Linked DNA regions of Mus musculus: all the other regions are linked to region 3. A link is a loop called in an ENCODE intact Hi-C map of the cell type or tissue named here. Cell type or tissue: gastrocnemius. All regions are shown on one strand. Each heading gives the region's core, and the rest is flanking DNA. Links, peaks and the distances in the headings are about the cores only. Region 1 has its middle 11 kb from the start of Gm53. Region 2 overlaps B4galnt2 (beta-1,4-N-acetyl-galactosaminyl transferase 2). Region 3 has its middle 9.4 kb from the start of Gm22423. Region 4 has its middle 17 kb from the start of Gm53.

Region 1 (5,200 bases), core at 699-4,698, 150 kb before region 3:
AGGAAGGGCATGGCCCACAGAAAGCCGGGCCTTTCCACATCAATCATTAATCAAGAAAATGTCCCACAAAGGTGACCACGGGCCAATCTGAAGGAGGAGGCATTTTCTCGGTCCAAGCTCCCTCTTCCCTGGTGACCCCAGCATGTGTCAAGTTGACATAAACAAACAAATAAACAAACAAACAAACCAGCACAACCTGGCTTGTAGATAAAAGATGAGCTGAGAAGTCTCCTATGCTGGTGTACAACATGGGAGAGTGACAGGCCAGAAAGTTAGCAGTTCCCCAGGCTGATCATCAGCCTCCAAAAGCCTGGAGCCTTGTGCTGAGGTAGGAAACCTGACAAGCCTGCCTCTCACCCTAGCTCAGAGAAAAGATGCAGGGGACAGTGTTTGCTTGGTGCTGTGAGCTTAATTGTAGCCCTCAGAAGTATCCCGAGAAGCCACATCACCAGTGGGATGGGTTGTAGACGTGGGAAGAACTATTTGAGGAAGAAAAGAAAAAGACAGATTGGGTGACAGAGTAACCAGAGTATTGTTACTGTGTATTTTAGTATCATTTGCTGCTCTGACGTGTATCAACTTTTGTTTTTGTTTTTTTGAGACAGTGTTTTTCTGTGTAGCCAGCCCTGGCTGTCCTGGAACTCACTCTGTAAACCAGGCTGGCCTCAAACTCAGATTCACTTGCCTCGCTCTTCCAAAGGATTAAAGGTGTGTGCCACCACCACCTGGCTGGGTCTCAATATTTTTTTTTAAGATTTATTTATAATTACATATAAGTACACTGTAGCTGACTTCAGACACACCAGAAGAGGGTGTCAGGTCTCATTACAGGTAGCTGTGAGCCCACCATATTGTTGCTGGCACTTGAACTCAGGACCTTTGGAAGAGCAGTCAGTGCTCTTACCTGCTGAGCCATCTTGCCAGCCCCTGGGTCTCAATTTTTTAAAGTTATTTTTTATTTTAGAGTTACGAGTATAAATGACAGCGAGCTCATATGAGTGCAGGGGCCTGCAGAGTTCAGAAGGCAGCATTGTAGCCCTTGACTTTGTCTGTTGTGAGCCACCTGATGTGAGTGCTGGGAGCAGAACTTGTCTTTTGTTTTTGTTTTTATTAGTCTTTTTTATTTACTTATTTTACATATGTGAGTTCACTGTTGCTCTTTTCAGACACACCAGAAAAGGGTATTGGATCCCATTACAGATGATTGTGAGCCACCATGTGGTTGCTGGGAATTGAACTCAGGACCTCTGGAAGAGCAGTCAGTGCTCTTAACCGCTGAGCCATCTCTCCAACCCCTTGTTTTATTTTTTGAAGCAGGGTTTCTCTGTGTTGCCTTGATGTCCTGGAATTCACTTTGTAGACCAGGCTGGCCTCAAACTCAGTGATCCACCTGCCTCTGCCCCCCCAGTGCTAGGATTCAAGTCATGCACCACGACTGCCTGTCTTAATAAGCACTCTTAACCACTGACCCATATCTCTCCAGACCCTATATTTCAATATTTAAAATGCTAACAACCCACTATCTTACTTTAGGTTTTTTTTTTAATTATTTTTTTTCCGGTTAATTTGAATTCGGCATTGATTCAAAACTACCACTTTAGAACCCTGGTAGTTTCTTTTTATTTCTTTTACAATAAACCTGGAAAGACCCATTATCATTCCATACTTTAGGCTTTGAAATAAATCTGGTGAATTTACCCCAATTAAAATTTTTTCCCAAGTTTTCAGGAGAAATTTGATTAGTGCTGTCTTAGTCTCTCACCGTGTTGTTTCCTTGACAATAGACCAAAGAATTTATGACTACATAAGTGGAATTCTACCTCTTTCTCTAACAGGCTCTCCCAACAACTGCCTCTCCTCCTCCTCCTCCTCCTCCTCCTCCTCCTCCTCCTCCTCCTCCTCCTCCTCCTCCTCCTCCTCCTTCTCCTCCTCTCAAGTTCTCCTGTTGTTTTGAGAAAATGTCTCATGTACTCCAGACTAGGCTCAAATTCATAGTCAAGGATGCCCTTGAACTTCCGGTTTCTGCGTCTGTTACTCAGAGCTGCGATTACAGGAATGGGGTTTGTGCAGTTCTGGGGATTGAACCCAAGACTTTGTGCCTGCAAAACTTGGCCATATCTTCTTAGCCCAGTTTCTTTTTTTTCTTTTGGTTTTTTCGAGACAGGGTTTCTCTGTGTAGCCCTGGCTGTCCTGGAACTCACTTTGTAGACCAGGCTGGCCTCGAACTCAGAAATCCACCTGCCTCTGCCTCCCGAGTGCTGGGATTAAAGGCATGCTCCACCACGCCCGACCTTAGTCCAGTTTCTTAATTTCTACATGAAATGTGTGTGTGTGTGTGTGTATGGATATAGATGTAGATGTACATGTTTATCTACATCTACATCTACATCTACATCTACATCTACATCTACATCTACAATATACATATACATATACATATACATATACATATACATATACATATACATATACATATACATATACATATACATATACATATACATATACATATACATATATAGATTTCGGTGGAGACCAGAAGGCAGTTTAACTCTAAGCTGGACTAAGATAAGGAAAAAGTTCTGTCAGGAATGTGGATCTTTCAGATGGTTTCCTGTTTGCCGGCGTTACCCTAGACAGACACTAGAGGGTGCTCGGCGCTCAGAAAGCCCTGCCAGCTCGAAGTCAAGGGATTGTTAGAAAACTTGTTTTGGATCCCATGAGCTGCCACGTAGCTGCTGCTTTGGTCCAGAAACAGGACTCTAGGAACAGGAGGTAACAGAATGAGGTTGAACAGGGCAGAAAGGTGTGCTTCAGACTGTCCTACCTTGCTTTCTGCTGGACTTGACCTAGGACCCACCACAGAGACCCAGTCTCACAACAGCCCCAGGAAGCTAATGTTCTTCCCGGTCCTACTGCTTGGGAACTGGAGACATTGTTACTGGCCCCAAATCATTTCATTAGGGAAGACAGGACAGATTTTGGACCCAGATAATGTAGCAACTTCAAAAGATCCTTTTCAGTTTTCATGCTTAAAACAATAACAGCTCACAATATAGCAAGTGAAAGATTCTCTCCTGTATTTATAGCTCGTTAATTCGTTGGAGACATTTAATTGCAATACACATCTAGCACAAAGATTTTAACACAGAGCAGTGGAGGGATTAATACAAGAAACAATTACATACTCATGGTATTGAAAGAAAAGAAAAAAGTTAGTGTTAAGGCCAATATTTTCTAACTGTTTTTTGTCCTTTTCTCTTCTTTCTTTCTTTTTTTAATTTTGAAACAGGGTCTTACTATGTAGCCCTAGTGGTCCTGGAATTTACTATGTAGACCAAGTTGGCCTCAAACTCACAGAGATCTGCCTGCCTCTACCTCTTAAGAACTGGGATGAAAGGTATGTACCACCACACTAGCCTTACCTGCTGCCTTTCTAGAGAAAGGACAAAGTTGGAAAGTTCACACGGCCCATTCCCAAACAATGTCAAGGTAGTGTGGCCCTGGTATCAGGACGGACATGGAGATACACGGAGTAGAACTGAGAGTCTGGGAGTGAATCTAAAGTCTATGGTCAGAGTGTCAAAACCATTCAATGAAGGTTTTTTTGTTTTTGTTTTTGTTTTTTCAAGACAGGGTTTCTCTGTGTAGCCCTGGCTGTCCTGGAACTCACTCTGTAGACTAGGCTGGCCTCGAACTCGAACTCAGAAATCCGACTGCCTCTGCCTCCCGAGTGCTGGGATTAAAGGCGTGTGCCACCACTACCCAGCCTCAATGAAGTTTTGTTTGTTTGTTTTCCCAACAAATGGTGCTGGGGAACTCGACTATTTATATGAGAATGAATTTGGGTTCCATTCTCCTGTCATCTACAAAAGTTAGCTCAAAATGGATCAACATTCCAAATGTAAGGAACAAAACCATGAAACTCTGACAAGAAAGCACAGGCACAAACCTTCAGAGCCTTGAATTAGTCAGCGGGTTCCTCGACATGCGGGCTGTCAAGAACAAGCATGTGACGGAAAGATTTCACCAGGATTTAAAAGGTGTACGTCCAGGCACTTCTACTACAGGGAACCTCCCAGAGACGACCACTCAGACACAGCATAGCCAACTGGAAGCCTTTATCACGGCTGGTTGGGACTCGTTTGAGTATTCAGGATCCAAGAAGCGTAGCACCAAGTGTCCAGAGCAAGGGGTTTTTGAAGGAAATGCCAGATCCTGGGCTCTGGATTGGCAGCTGTCGGGAGGGAGTCATGCACAACCAGGTAGATTGACAGACATTAAGGTACATTTCGCTGGCTTCATGATCTTGGTTCCTAGAAAAGAGCTGGGTAATTTTCCATGGGACTTCTCATCAAGGACGTCAAATTCTAGTCAGGTCTAAAATGGCCTCAGCAAGGATACAAAGTGGAGGAGTCACTGTGTGGCTGTGCCTGTCACCCTTCACTCGGCAGAAGCTGAGAAAGGTGGTGCACTCCACTTCAGAGGCAAGGAGACAATCAGAAAAACATTGCAAGGCCTTGTCTAGAAATCTTACAAAAAACATAAGCATGTCACTCCTAGGCGCCCAGGAGAATGGAAAGCTGCGAATGAAGATGCAGAGATCACTTTCCGGTTAAGAGCACCTGCTGCTCTTCCACAGAAGTTTGGGTCCCAGCACCTGTGTCAGACGGCTTGTAACCCACTCCAATGATAGCTCGGAGGACTCTAATGCCCTCCTCTGTCCTCCAACAGCTTCTGCACATATGGCACACACACCTACACCCCTCCCCACACACAAATAAAAAAATTTAAATAAATCTTTCTAGAAGTTGTATGTGGACATTCATAGCAGCTTTATATATAAATATATAATCTAAAGATGTGAAGAGCCCAAGTGATTAGTGGATAAACAAAATATGACATGTCCAGACAATGGAGTATTACTCTGTTGCAAAAAGGAATGGAGGACCAGGGAGATGGCTCAGTGGATAAAAGTGTCTGCTACCGAGGAAGATGATTTGATTTCCATCTCCAAGACTCATGTGATGAAGGGAGAGATCCAACTCCTGCAAACTGTCCTCTGACTTCCACGGATGCTGTGTGGCATACACATGCCCTCCCCACAAATAAATGGATAATATAATGAAAATTATAAATTATCAAAAACGAATTTTAAAAAAGGATGGGAGTTCTAATGCACACTATAATATGGATGAAC
Region 2 (4,000 bases), core at 1-4,000, 220 kb after region 3:
GTGGCAGGAACAGCTGAGTGCTGCATCTTTTTTGTTTGTTTGTTTTTTGTTTTTATTTGTTTGTTTTTCAGGACAGGGTTTTTTGTATAGCCCTGGCTGTCCTGGAACTCACTTTGTAGACCAAGCTGGACTCTAACTCAGAAATCTGCCTGCCTCTGCCTCCCGAGTGCTGGTATTAAAGGCGAGCGCCACCACACCCGGCATGAGTGCTGCATCTTAAAAGCAAGAGGCAGAGAGCACACTGGGGAGGGTGAGGAGCTGTTTTTTTTTGTTTGTTTGTTTTTGTTTTTCGAGACAGGGTTTCTCTTTATAGCCCTGACTGTCCTGGAACTCACTCTGTAGACTAGGCTGGCCTCGAACTCAGAAATCTGCCTGCCTCTGACTTCCGAGGGTGTGGAGCTTTTGAAGCCTCAAAGCCTGGCACAGTGACACACTTCCTGCAGCTAGGCTACACCTCCTAATCCTTCCCAAACAGTTCCACCGACTGCAGACCAAGAATTCAAATATATGAGCCCTGGGAGGCTGTTCCCATCCAAACTGCCACACAGGGTCAAGGTGAAGGCCGTGGGATGAGTCAGAGACAAACTTTTTTTTAAAAGACTTTATTTATTATTATAGTAAGTACACTGTAGCTATCTTCAGACACACCAGAAGAGGGAGTCAGATCTTGTTACGGATGGTTGTGAGCCACCATGTGGTTGCTGGGATTTGAACCCTGGACCTTCGGAAGAACAGTCGGGTGCTCTTACCCACTGAGCCATCTCACCAGCCCCCAGAGAGACAAACTTTTTGTTTGTCTCTTTTGATACAAGATCTCTCACTACTGCACCCTGACCAGCCTAGAATTTGCTCTGTAGCTTCAAACTCAGACAGCAGAGAGCTGGAACCAAAGACATGTGCCACCAAACTGAGCTACAATAAACATTTTAAAACCACTTAAACAGTGATGGTACCTAGTTGATGATGGATAAAATCCTCAGCCAAGGAGTTGTACTCCAATAAGAGAAAAAAACCCAGATCCAAAGCCTGGAAAACTCCCTCAGATGTCAGAGGGTAGAGGACCAGGAGTGAGTGACAGACAGATGTCAGTAGCAACTGCAGCAGGGAGCAAGGCAAAGTGCCATGTTGTGGCATAACTGTTGTGCCAGCTATTTGGGGGGTGGCAGTGTGTGTGGCAGGAGACAGAAGGATCTTTTCAGCTCTGGAGTTCAAGGCTGCTCTGGGCAACATAGTGAGACCTCAGAGACCTTGTTGAAAGAGGAGGAGGAGGAAGAAGAGGAAGAGAAAGAGAAGAAGGAGGAGGAGAAATAATAATCTCTCTCTCTCTCTCTCTCTCTCTCTCTCTCTCTCTCTCTCTCTCTCTCTCTCTCTCTCTCTCCCTCTCCCTCTCTCTCTATGACAAGAGTTTCTCTGTGTAGCCCTGACTGTTTTGGAACTCACTCTTAGACCAGGCTGGCCTAGAACTCACAGAGATCTGACTGCCTCTGCCTCCCGACTACTGGGATAAAAGGTATGCGCCACCACTGCTCGGCTCTAGAAGAAGTCTCAATGAACAATGTTCCCTAAAGAGAAAGAGATGTTTGCAGGAATGAATCCTTTAAATCCATGAGTCTTTAGGTCTTGAGGGGAAACGTGGGGGAAGGGCGTAGCTGTATCTATTACCTTTACAACCAGCCTTATCCTGTCCTAGCTCGCTCTGCCCCCTGCTGGCCATCCTGAGTACTTGCCTTTCCTGTGAATGGATTTTTCTCCATCCGTGGCATTTAGAATCTTTCAGGGTTTAGAGGATGGGAGACTAAGGAGTTACAGTCAGGTGGGAATAACGTTTTATTGGGTAGGATAAAGGGCTTCTAGAGATGGATAGGGATGGCTGACAGCTGTACAACAATATGTGTGTGCTTCTAATGTCATGTCTAGGTCATCCTGAAAGCTTCTCTGGGGACACTGAACACCCTTGCTGATGTGCCAGATGATGAGGTTCAGGGCAGAGGCCAGAGGCAGCTGACCATTTCCACCAGACATCGGAAGGTCCTGAATTTCATCCTTCAGCATGTGACGTACACCAGCACAGAGTACTATCTCCACAAGGTGGACACAGGTCTGTCTTCTGATCACAAACTGCTGGAAAAGAGCATCACTCCCTCTCAAAACCTTCCCCCAGGACGCTTCCTGTGTGCGCCCTCTCAAAACCTTCCCCCAGGACGCTTCCTGTGTGCGCCCTCTCAAAACCTTCCCCCAGGATGCTTCCTGTGTGCGCCCTCTCAAAACCTTCCCCCAGCATGCTTCCTGTGTGCCAGTTTCTGAGCCTCGACAATTACCTGCCTATTTACTGCACCCAATAGAGTCCCCCACTGCCACTGACCCCAGAGCGACTTGAGAAAGATCCCTGACACTGCTCACCTTGCACACATGAACACAAAGCCAGTGTCCTGCCACTGTGGCCAATACCCAAGACAGCATAGAAAAAGAAAGGCTCTGGCTCACAGCCTTGGAGGCTCCATTCCGTGGTGACTCGGCCCTTGTGGCGAGGCAGCATAGTATGGTAAAGCTTCCTACTTTACAGCTAGGAAGCGGCTGATCCTACTGTCACCTTAAAGGCATTCCCAAAGGGACCTGAACACCTCCCATCATATCCTAGTTTCTAAGGGATCCACCTCCTAGTGTCACAACAGTGGCTTATGCCTACACTATACCGACCTTTAGGGACACTGATCCAAACCACAGTACCATCCCATTCTGTCTGTTACTGATGGAGTTTTGTTTTGCTTGATACAGGCTCGTAGATAGCCCAGGCTAGCTTCAGACTCTGAACTTGTGTGTCTCCAGTTTCTACCCCCTATGCACTGGGATAACAGTCAAATGAACCTCTAAGTACAGTTTATGTGGTGCTGGGAATCAAATCCAGGCCCTTCTGTGTGGTAGACAACCACGCTGCCAAGCCAGTTACATACCTAGTCTTATTGTTTCTTGAGATGCTCTCGCGTAAGCCAGGATTTTCCAAACTCTCTTACATGTTTGTGGCTGGCTTGCCTTGAGCTCCAGATTCCCCCTTTCTTCTCTCAAGCTTTGGGGTTACAGGTGTGTACACCCCGCACTCTGTTATTTTTTTGTTTGTTTATAAGTTCATCCATTTGTTGAGGCAGGATCTTGTATGTGTCTCAGGCTGGCCTCAAATTCTCAATTCCTATGCCTCAGGCTCCATAATGTCGAAATCACAGCCATACATCACTATGTTTGGCTGGCCTTATCCAGTCCTGTTAGCTGTTCTCTGCAGCTATTTATTTCACTTATTTTATTAGTGGGGGGGGGGCATGAACATTTCACAGTAGTCATATGGAAGTCAGAAGTCACCTTGGAGGGGTTTGTTCTCTCCTACCACATGAATCCCAGGGATCAAACTCAGGCCATTGGGTTTAGCAGCAAGCCCCTTTACCTGCTGAGCCACTTTGACGACCCCTCTGGAACTTTTAAAGCTGCTTCAGCTTCTGTTGAGGTGGCGACTCTTGCCTAACCAGTGTGTGCATCAATATCTCGTGAGCATTCCTGCAGAGAGAGAATGTGGCCAGTTTCAAGGATATGAACTTGTCTTTCCAACCCCCCCACACCCATTACAGAAACTCCTGGGAGGACAAATCTTACCACCCTCACTTTTTGTCTTTTCCTTTGTGAGTTGCTCCACGGCACAGCAACGGGGGGGGGGGGGGAAGAAATGTAATATGCACAAATGAAAGTTCAGCTTGGCTGGTAGAGTACTTGCCTAGCAATGCACAGAGCCATGGGTTCGAGACCCAGCATCATATGAAATTGGGCATGGGAGTGCTATGCCTAAGACCCTAGCACTTGGGAGGTGGAATCAGAGGCTAGCGGTCCTAGGTTATCCTTCATAGCTATAGTAAGCATCCTCTCCACCTTCAGATTTTAAGGCATTTCCCTTCAGAAAATGAGCCTGTGTTCTAAGGTACAGTGGGTACTACTGTCCTGGTCTTGTCATTGGAGTCAT
Region 3 (5,200 bases), core at 661-4,660:
AGGCCCATTGGACTTGCAAACTTTATATGCCCCAGTACAGGGGAACGCCAGGGCCAAAAAGGGGGAGTGGGTGGGTAGGGGATTGGGGGGGTGGGTATGGGGGACCTTTGGGATAGCATTGAAAATGTAAACGAGGAAAATACCTAATTAAAAATAAATAAATAAATAAAATAAAAATAAAAAATAAAAAATGTAGCAGTGTCTTGACCTTCCCAGCCACTGGTTCTTAGCCAGGTTTGGTTTTGTATGTGTTTCCAGAAAGGTTTACAGGAATTGCAGACTGGCTTTGTACGCACTCTGTAGCCAAGAATAACCTTGAACTAACCCCTATTGGCTCTGGATAACAGGATACACAGTGTGCCACTCTGCCCAGTTTCTGTGTGACTACTGTTTCTTTTCTTTTGTGCTCTTTTCTTGGAGGAAGGGCAGGGTCTATACTGAGGTCCTCTTGCTTCTGTGCCACCATCACCCCAGTACTAAGATTGCAAGTGTGCACCTCACACCAGCCTCTAGCATGCGTCTTATAAGCATCCAGTAAATGCAACTGGGCAGGCCACTTAGAAAGAGGGTGTTGGGGGCTGGAGAGATGGCTCAGTGGTTGGGAGCACTGGCTGTTCCTCTAGAGGACCAGGGTTCGATTCCCAGCACCCACATGGCAGCTCACAACTGTCTATAACTCTGGATCCAGGGGACGTGCATACTATGCATAAAATAAACCTTTAAAAAAAGAAAGAAAGAGGATATTATGCTGAGCTGGGAGCTCTGGCTTTGAAGTCAGATAGCCCTGAATCCTGACTCCCATTTCTTCATTTACTTAGTCTGTCTGCACTTAAGTGTCCTTCTCTGGAAGGAGAAGCCATATTGATTCTGAGGGTTACCAAGAAGACAAAGCAAAAAATAATACCGGCAAAGGGTTTGACACAAGGGCAGATCCACAGTGGCCATCTTAGGACCCTCATGGGAATGCCAGTCATTTCTCATGTAAAGTAGAGGTGGTGATGCCCAGTGGGTGCTGAAAGGCTTGAAGGACAGGCCATGTATTTTTCTCTCCCCTATTCAGTCTGATTCTGCTCTTTTTAAGTGTGTGTGTGTGTGTGTGTGTGTGTGTGTGTGTGGTGAACCCAGATCTTGCCAATTGGCTACTCTAGCAAGCTGATTTGATCCAGGGATCCCCATCTGTACTTTTTTGTTTTGTTTTGTTTTGTTTTTCGAGACAGGGTTTCTCTGTGTAGCCCTGGCTGTCCTGGAGCTCACTCTGTAGACCAGGCTGGCCTCGAACTCAGAAATTCACCTGCCTCTGCCTCCCGAGTGCTGGGATTAAAGGCATGCGCCACCACGCCCGGCTTCCATCTGTACTTCTAAGCACTAGGATTAGAGGTGGACTCCAGAATCCATCTGGCATTTCCATGGATGCAGGAATCCAGAGTCCAGTCCTTGTGCTTTTATGGGAAGCGTGGTACCCACTGAGCCGACTCCAGGGACTCTTCACCTGATGTTTTGAGAAACGTTTTCTCACTGAGACCAACCAGTTCACTGATCAGCTGGGTTTCTCTGTGTAGCCCTGGCTGGCCTGGAACTCACTTTGTAGACCAGGCTGGCCTGGAACTCAGAAATCCACCTACCTCTGCCTCCCAAGTGCTGGGATTAAAGGCGTGGGCCACCACCGCCCAGCGGCTTGACACTTCTAAATAAGTAAGACACACTCACATCCCATGTGCAATGTAGCTTAAACACAAGCTTCACACACATTGAATTTTAGCTGACTGGATAATGTAGTAGAGTTATTTGTTTAATCTTTGTTTAATTCTATAATGTGACTTTTTTCCCTCTCTTTCTTTCTTTCTTTCTTTCTTTCTTTCTTTCTTTCTTTTCATTTTTTAAAAAAAGATTTATTTATTTATTATATGTAAGTACATTGTAGCTGTCTTCAGACACACCAGAAGAGGGAGTCAGATCTCGTTACGAATGGTTGTGAGCCACCATGTGGTTACTGGGATTTGAACTCTGGACCTTCAGAAGAGCAGTCGGGTGCTCTAACCCACTGAGCCATCTCACCAGCCCCTTTCTTTTTATTTTGAAATCAATAACTTTTTCCAGGTTTCAATCATGGTCCCCAAACCTAAAACTATGAAGTCAAGGAGTAGGTCTTGCCATTGCTAAGGTAGCTGGGTTAGATTCTATTCCCAGAATTTGCTAACCCCCAAACCCAAGTGGACTGTACCCACCCCACTGACGTGTCCATTCATCTGCCCACCCATCCACCCACCAATTCATGCAACCATCCATCCATCCAGAGGGACTATAGTAGGAAAGGCAAGCACGGTATGAGGCTGCCCTCTAGAGGTTGCTCCAGGAAGGTACAAGTGGGGAAGTTGAGATCCTCCTGCATGCCTCGGTTACTTGTTTTGTATTTGTTTGTTTTTAAGATTTATTTATTTTATGTAAGTACACTGTCAACATCTTCACATCAGACACACCAGAAGAGGGCATCAGATCCCATTACACATGGTTGTGAGCCACCATGTGGTTGCTGGGAACTGTACTCAGGACCTCTGCAAGAGCTGTCAGTGCACATGAGGTCTAAGACACTTAAATAGGCACTTCGGTACAGTTCATTGCTATGGCTGCTGGGCTGCACCAGGGAAAACCAAATGTCTCAGGTATCCGGAGTAGGCATCTCAGGGCTATTAGCGCTCAATCTAGGCCTCAAAGGGTGTCTGTGACATTTCCAGGCTGCAGAGAAAAGCTATTCTGGGTGAGAGGAACACCTCTACAGAATGTCAGACTTGCAAGGGCCTGTGAGGATAGACATACCTAGTAGTTCACAGCAAGACACACCTAGCAGGGAAGGGAGGGCCATGTAATGAGGAAATCCACCCAACAGAACTTCTGTTGTGCCCAAGGATAAAGTCAGAGTGCTGATTACAAAGCGGCAGGATCTTAATCCTTAGAGTGAGGGCATGAATTTGTTCATTCAGTTGGTATTTGCTGAGTGAGCATCTCGCCTGTGCCAGAGGCTATTTTAAGCACGCTGTGTACAACAGGCAACAAACCTACCCTTGAGCAGCTTAAAAAGTAAGCATGCTCAAAAGAACAAATGGCAAACACTACATGGAATCGTATTTGTTTGTTGTATAGATGGCCATGCTAGAAGCTGCAGGCAGCTCTCTGAGTGAAAGAATAATGCAGACCAGAAGGAGGGACCATTGTTGAATGAAAAATAAAAGAAAGAAAAAGGAAAGGGGGGCTGGTGAGATGGCTCAGCGGTTAAGAGCACCGACTGCTCTTCCAAAGGTTCTGAGTTCAAATCCCAGCAACCACATGGTAGCTCACAACCATCTGTAACGAAATCTGATGCTCTCTTCTGGAGTGTCTGAAGACAGCTACAGTGTACTTACATATAATAAATAAATAAATATTTTTTAAAAAAGAAAAAGGAAAGGAATGGACATGACTGCTCCTAGAAGTGATGGAGGAGTTTATAGATACATGGGAGAGCATAGCTAGAGGCAGGCACATCTGGGAGAGTCCAGACTCTCATGATGCTAAACCATGTGAAAAGAGGAGGAGGGAGGGAGCAAAACCAAGTACAACAGCCAGAAGTACAAAAGGAGCAAAAGAAGGTAGACAACCAAAATGTCTGGATTGTGTAGGGAAGAGCCTGTGGGGGAGGGGCTCTTCCCTGGGCTAGTAAGTTCAGAGGGCAGAGTATGTCAGCCCTACCCTCTAACAGGTAAGCACTGAGGGATGCTGGGAGAACCTGGAGGCCCAGGTCCACATTGATCTATTAAACAGGTGCCTCCACCACTTGTCCTGGGTTGGAATCTGAACAGTCACCATGCCTATGGCTCTTTGCTGAGTGCTGAATGGGGTTAATTAAAAAACAAATGGGGGCTGGAGAGATGGCTCAGCGGTTAAGAGCACTGACTGCTCTTCCAGAGGTTCTGAGTTCAATTCCCAGCAACCACATGGCGGCTCACAACCATCTGTAATGAGATCCAATGCCCTCTTCCGGTGTGTCTGAGGACAGCTACAGTGTACTTATGTATAATAAATAAATAAATAAATAAATAAATAAATAAATAAATAAAATCTTTAACAAACAAAAAAAAAAAACCAGAAAGAGGCTCAGTAGCTCTCTGGCTGCTTTTCCAGAGGACCCTGTTTGACTCCCAGCAATCACCTGGCAGCTCTAACCACTGTTGCTCAAGTCCCAGGGTCCCAGGGAACCCAATGCTCTTTCATGGCCTCCTCAGACACCAGACATGCATGTAATGCATACACTTTATGTAGGCAAAACTTCCCATACACATACTGTAATAAAAATACACATAAAGTCTGTTGAAGTGGTACAGGCCTTTAATCCCATAGTTTAGGAGGCAGAGACAGGTGGATCTCTGAAAATCGAGACAAGTCTGCTCTACAAGTTCCAGGACAGCCAGGGTTACGCAGAGAAACCTTATCTAAAAAAAAAAAAAAGTTATACATAAAAACAAGTTACACACACACACACACACACACACACACACAGAGTGTGTTAGTTGATGTCTACACCACACCTATACCTGATTCCCTCAGAGGCCAGAAGAGGGCATCAGATACCCTGCAATTGGAATTTCAGATCTAGTGAGCCACAGTGTGGGTGCTGGATCCTCTGGAAGAGCAGTCACTGCTCTTAACCATGGAGCCATCTCTCCAGCTCCTTCTGTAGGCTTAGATTTTTCAAAACCTACTTTAATTATGGCTCTTTAATGCTTTGACCTCCCTTCTAGCCCACCACCCACCAGAGGTAGGGGAAAGAAGGTTAATAGCAAATGGAGGTTTAGAAATTATTGTTTTCTTTTTCTTTTTCCAGAGCTGAGGACTGAACCCAGGGCCTTGTGCTTGCTAGGCAAGCACTCTACCACTGAACTAAACCCCCAACCCCTAGAAATTATTCTTTAAGGTGATTCCAATCTTCCTTGCTAGCAGTCCAGTCCACTAGCAAAACACCAACCATGAATCAACAGTGGCAGCTTGATCGGGAAGAAACTTCAAGGCTCCACCAATAGGCACGAGTCCACAGAAGCAGCAAGAAGCAGCTGGAACCCAACCAGAGGTTGTTTGGTGCATTTCTCTCTATGAAGTCACGACAAGCAAAGATCAGGGAAGAGAGAGAGCAAGGTGAACCGATGCAAGAGCATTGCCAGTGGAGACCAGC
Region 4 (5,200 bases), core at 286-4,285, 140 kb before region 3:
CCAACCAGGACCACACAGAGCTTGTTCCAGGACAGCCAAGGTGGGCTGTGAATTAAATTTCAATAAGAAAAAAAGCAGGGGAAAATGTTGCTGTTTTCCTCACCTCTAGCTCTCCCTTCTCATATGGCTGGGGAGATGGGTTTGTGGGTAAAGACTACAAAAGAGGGGCTGGAGAGATGGCTCAGCGGTTAAGAGCATTGACTGCTCTTCCAGAGGTCCTGAGTTCAATTCTCAGCAACCACAAGGTGGCTCACAACCATCTGCAATAAGACCTGATGCCCTCTTCTGGTGTGTCTGAAGACAGCTACAGGGTACTCACATAAATAAAATAAATAAGTCATATATGTATATATATATATATATATATATATATATATATATATATATATATATATATATAAAGACTAAAAGAGTAAGGGCTGAGCAGGTGTGACTGCTCTCCTGTAATTCCAGCATTTGGGAAGTAGAGACAAGGACTCTCCTAAGCCAGCAGCTTCAGATGAAGGCCTCTGCCCTAATACATAAGGTAGAGAATGCTTGAGGGATATACCCCAGGTCAGTCTGATATACACATGCACACATACTCATCAGGTGTACCCACACATGCTTTTGAATATGTACATACACTCCACTTACATATACATACGTTGCAGGTTTTGTTGTTGTGGTTCTCCAAACTTTGTTGTACTTATAATTATTGAGAAAACCACCTAGCTTTTATTTATGCTTTATGTTTTAATGCATTTATGGTCAATATCCATATTAAAGATTAAAATAAATGTAAAGCTCTTGTGCCTTTGTTTTGTTTGTTTTTTGTTTGGTTGGTTGGTTTTTCAATTGGTTGGTTTTTCAAGACAGGGTTTCTCTGTGTAGCCCTGGCTGTCCTGGAACTCACTTTGTAGACCAGGCTGGCATCGAACTCAGAAACCCACCTGCCTCTGCTTCCCGAGTGCTGGGATTAATGGCATGCACCACCATGCCCGACTTGTTTGTTTGCTTTCCAAGACAAGGTTTCTCTGTAGCCTTGAATGTCTTGGAACTATCTCTACACACCAGGCTGACCTCGAACTCAGAGATCCACTGGCCTTTGTCTCTGGAGTGCTGGGATTAAAGGTGGGTCGCAACCTACACAGGATGCTAAGGACCCTTTCCCTCCCACATCTCTAAATTGCTAGTGGGCTGTTTTCTGTTATTTACTGATTTGGAGTTATTACACAAGGCCCTAGAATGTATCCCAACTTGTTCCCTGAATGTCCACAGAGTTTGTCATTCACACTTTCCCATGTTTAGGCTGAAATGTAAATAGTTTCCTGCCCTCCAAGTCTCTCTCTCTCTCTCTCTCTCTCTCTCTCTCTCTCTCTCTCTCTCTCTCCCTCTCTCTCTCTCTCTCTCCCTCCCTCCATCCATCCCTCTCTCCCTCTCTCTCCCCCCTTCTCACCCTCCCTCCTCCCTCCCTTCTTCCTTTTTTCCCATCCTCCACTTCAGGGTCTCATGTACTTTGGGTTAGCTTTGAACTCACTCTGACAGAAGACGACTAGGAACTTCGGACCCTCCTTCCTGCCTCTAGCTCCTGGGGTCAGGATCATGGGATAACCTACAGGTGTGCATCATAATAGCTGCTTTTGTGGGGTTCCTGGGACAGAACCTTATGTGCAATGGGTAAGCACTTTACTAAGCTGCAAGCCCAGTCTCCTCCAGAACTTCTTTTATATAAAGACATATATATATAGTCATTTTGAGAAATACCATTTTCTTCCATTTTCTGTGTTTAGCTTACAGTTGGCAGCGAAGAACTGGACATAGCTAGCACCATAGTTTAAAAGATAAGAATACTAGTTTAAAAGATAAGAATACCAGCCTTCCAGTCATTTGAACCAGTTTTTCTGGTCGAGAAAAGAAGAGAAAACAGGAAAAAGCAGGTCCTCAGGACGCTGGCGCTGCAGACTTAAGCCTTTCAGACCCAGACCCTGGCGGGACTCGGGGGTCTGGAGGTGAGAAAGAACTTGACATTTCGTCACCTCTGTTCATCCACGCTAAGGCTGGGATTCTGCCCTGGAAGCTCCCTTGCCCTTCCCAGTTGGCAGCACCTGGTGTGGAGCGGGAGCAGTTAGCCTCAACAAGATAAGGACAGAGGCAAGGGGAGGTCTGGGGGGTGCTCGGGTGAGGACCATGGCGAAGAGCTCTCAGCTCTGGCCTTCTTCTGGTGCCCAGCGGGAACCGAGGTCTTCAGATCTTCAGAAGAGTAACTGTGGATGCTGTGGCTGCTGTGGCTGCTGTGGCTGCTGTGGCTGCTGTGGATGCTGTGGCTGCTGTGGATGCTGTGGATGTGGTCACGGTGGTTCCAGGCTGGGAGCCGCTTTTCCTCTCGCGGCCGGCAGGGGTCACTGTGTGGCCGCGGGTGAACCTGTTAGTAGCCAGATGCTGCATCGGGTTGCTTTTACTGAGTCTTTCTTACCGGGGACCTCACCTCCCAAGATGCCACACTTTTCCTGATCCTGTCAGGCTATCCTCGAAAGGTTAAGGTGCCTGCATCCTTTTGGGAGCACACTTTTCTGTAATTACAAGTAATTACTCTTGGGTCTCATGCTAGGCTGTGGTGGGAAACTGGACCAAGAACATGAAGTGGAATTGGTAGATTTGGGTTAAAGTTTCTGTTGTGCCAACCATCACTTTGCCATCTCGAGAAAGTAACTTTTCATCTCTGGCTCAAGTTTCTCATCTTTTTTATTTGTTTGTTTGTTTGTTTGTTTGTCTGTCTGTCTGTAACAGTGTGTCACTATGTAGCTGTCCTACAGCTCACTATGTAGCTCTGGCTGCCCTGGGGACTCACAAAGATCTGCCTGCCTCTGCCTCCTGAGTACTGGAATTGAAGGCATTCGCCACCCAAATCTGGGGCCAAGTTTCTCTTTAAAAACCAGCTAAGGATAGTAAGAATGGTTATTGTACCATGGGTGAGAATTTACATAGTTCTTGCTATTATCATCTCAAGACTTAAGATGAGACTGGGAAAGCTAAATAAACCAGGACTCTGAACAGGATCCAGGTCTCTCCCCTTCCACCATGCTATCATCCCTTGCAGACACACAGTGAACATGAAAACATGAAAATTGATTTGTTGGGGGCTGGTGAGATGGCTCAGCGGGTAAGAGCACCCGACTGCTCTTCCGAAGGTCCAGAGTTCAAATCCCAGCAACCACATGGTGGCTCACAACCACCTTTAACAAGATCTGACTCCCTCTTCTGGTGTGTCTGAAGACAGCTACAGTGTACTTACATATAATAATAAATAAATTTAAAAAAAAAAAAAAAAAAGAAAATTGATTTGTTTTTGTTTTGTTTTTTTGGGGTGTTTTTCTTTTCTTCTTTTATTGGATATTTTCTTTATTTACATTTCAAATGTTTGTTTGTTTGTTTTGGTTTTTTGAGACAGGGTTTCTCTGTATAGCTCTGGCTGTCCTGGAACTCACTTTGTAGACCAGGCTGGCCAAGAACTCAGAAATCCGCCTGCCTCTGCCTCCCAAGTGCTGGGATTAAAGGCATGCGCCACCACGCCCGGCTTACATTTCAAATGTTATCCCTTTCCCAGTTTCCCCTCCGGAAACTCCCTATCCCATCCCCTCCCCTCAAGATTGACTTTTAAAAGAGTGATTTATATTTATCTCGTGCATTATGGGTATTTTCCTTGCACGCATGTATATGCACTGTTTGCATACACTGCCCTCAGAGGCCAGAAGTGGGTGTCAGAACCCTGGGAACCAGAGTTACAGACAACTGCTAGCCACCAGGGATCTGAACCTGGGTCCTCTAGAAGAGCAACAGGTGCTCTTAAATGTCGCACCCCTCCAGACCCAAGAACTCATTATTTATTCTCTCTGACAGTTTGACCTGAATTCTAGTGGATGTTCCCTTCCTCCCTGTGTGAGGAAGCGGGCAAGACACTTTCCAGTTGCCAGTGGTCTATGACATGAAGCTGCTGCACTAGGATCCAAGCTCCTGAAGAGCGGACACTCCACCGATCTTGTTCACTGTGCACAGCTCTGCACGGCTCCTGATTGGTAATAGTGGTTGTGCAGCAAGAATGAAGAATAAGTTTCTACACTTCCTGCATTTGCTGCAATAGGTTATAAGGGATGGGTGACTCAGTGGCAGAATACTTGTTTAATGTGTGTGAGGCTCTGGATGCCATCCCCAGAATTAGAGGAGGGAGGGAGAGAAAGAAAGGAGGAAGCAGAGGAGAAGAGGAGGAAGGGGAGGAGGAAGAGAAGAGAGGAAATACTAATATGAATATTAGTACTACTAGTAATATATTTGGTATATATTATTAGTAGTAATAATTATAAGTGATATTATTAGTAATATTTCACGCTAACTATTCATTTGCAAAGCAAGTGGCACTAATTGCTGATCTAATGGCCATTGTCTAGTTTAATTAAAAGACTTTATTGTATCTCCCAAAGCTCCCACTACCTTTTCATTGTCCAAATCACATGGATTTAATAAGTCTTTTTTTTTTTATTATTATGTTCACAAGATAAACTGAGTAAACCAGCTTAATGACTCACCCAAGTGGCTGTCTTAGTCGGTTTTACTGCTGTGGACAGACACCATGACCATGGCAAGTCTTATAAAGGACAGCATTTAATTGGGGCTGGCTTACAGATTCAGAGGTTCAGCCCATCATCATCAAGGCAGGCATAGTGCAGGAGGAGCTGAGAGTTCTACTTTTTCATCTGAAGGCTGCTAGGAGAAGACTGGCTTCCAGGCAGCTAGGAGGAGGGTCTTAAAGCCCACACAAACAGTGGCACACCTATTCCTACAAGGCCACACCCTGGGCCAAGCACATACAAATCATCACAGTGGCTTATGGCATTGAGTATAGGATATGGTGGAAGGATGGTTGTGGTAACACTGGAATCTGAGAATGCAGTGGGCAGGTGGTGTCAAACATTCTAAGAATGCTCTCCTGTGGATTACCATCATTATTCTTCTGCCGTCGTCTTTTCCAAAGCTTTTTGGTTGGTTGGATTTTGTTTCTCTGCATTTGTTATTGTGTGTTGCTGCTGTTGCTTTGAAACAGGGTTTCTCTGTAGCCCTGGCTGTCCTGGCACTCACTCTGTAGACCAGGCTGGCCTCAACTCACAGAGATTCACCAGCCTCTGCCTCCAAAGCGCTAGGATTAAAGGCATGCGCCACCACTGCC

The links. Hi-C counts contacts between places; a loop is a spot of excess contacts. Peaks named below come from ENCODE experiments on the same cell type or tissue, not always from the same donor. Only the 100,000 strongest peaks of a DNase experiment are listed, where the experiment ranks them.
Region 1: a loop joins it to region 3, with 4 times the contacts of the local background. A loop is called at or near these places in 27 of 42 quality-filtered maps.
Region 2: it touches region 3 in a loop (6-fold over the local background); 7 of 42 quality-filtered maps call a loop at or near these places.
Region 4: a loop joins it to region 3, with 8 times the contacts of the local background. A loop is called at or near these places in 27 of 42 quality-filtered maps.

The regions. Positions count from the first base shown.
Region 1 is chr11:96,237,874-96,243,073 of GRCm38, reverse strand. No RefSeq gene overlaps it. Among named protein-coding and RNA genes, the nearest start is that of Gm53, 11 kb to the left of the region's middle. In gastrocnemius, for the core only: a CTCF peak has its summit at 2,651 (motif pointing right); a DNase peak (open chromatin) is centred at 2,655.
Region 2 is chr11:95,874,196-95,878,195 of GRCm38, reverse strand. B4galnt2 (beta-1,4-N-acetyl-galactosaminyl transferase 2) reads left to right here. Exons shown (of 11, transcript NM_008081.3): 6 at 1,918-2,098. Among named protein-coding and RNA genes, the nearest start is that of n-TQttg6, 17 kb to the right of the region's middle. In gastrocnemius, for the core only: a CTCF peak has its summit at 1,710 (motif pointing left); a DNase peak (open chromatin) is centred at 1,691.
Region 3 is chr11:96,090,670-96,095,869 of GRCm38, reverse strand. No RefSeq gene overlaps it. Among named protein-coding and RNA genes, the nearest start is that of Gm22423, 9.4 kb to the right of the region's middle. In gastrocnemius, for the core only: CTCF peaks have their summits at 2,357 (motif pointing left) and 4,592 (motif pointing right); a DNase peak (open chromatin) is centred at 2,320; H3K4me3 peaks cover 460 bases; H3K27ac peaks cover 1,594 bases.
Region 4 is chr11:96,232,289-96,237,488 of GRCm38, reverse strand. No RefSeq gene overlaps it. Among named protein-coding and RNA genes, the nearest start is that of Gm53, 17 kb to the left of the region's middle. In gastrocnemius, for the core only: a CTCF peak has its summit at 2,370 (motif pointing right); a DNase peak (open chromatin) is centred at 2,370.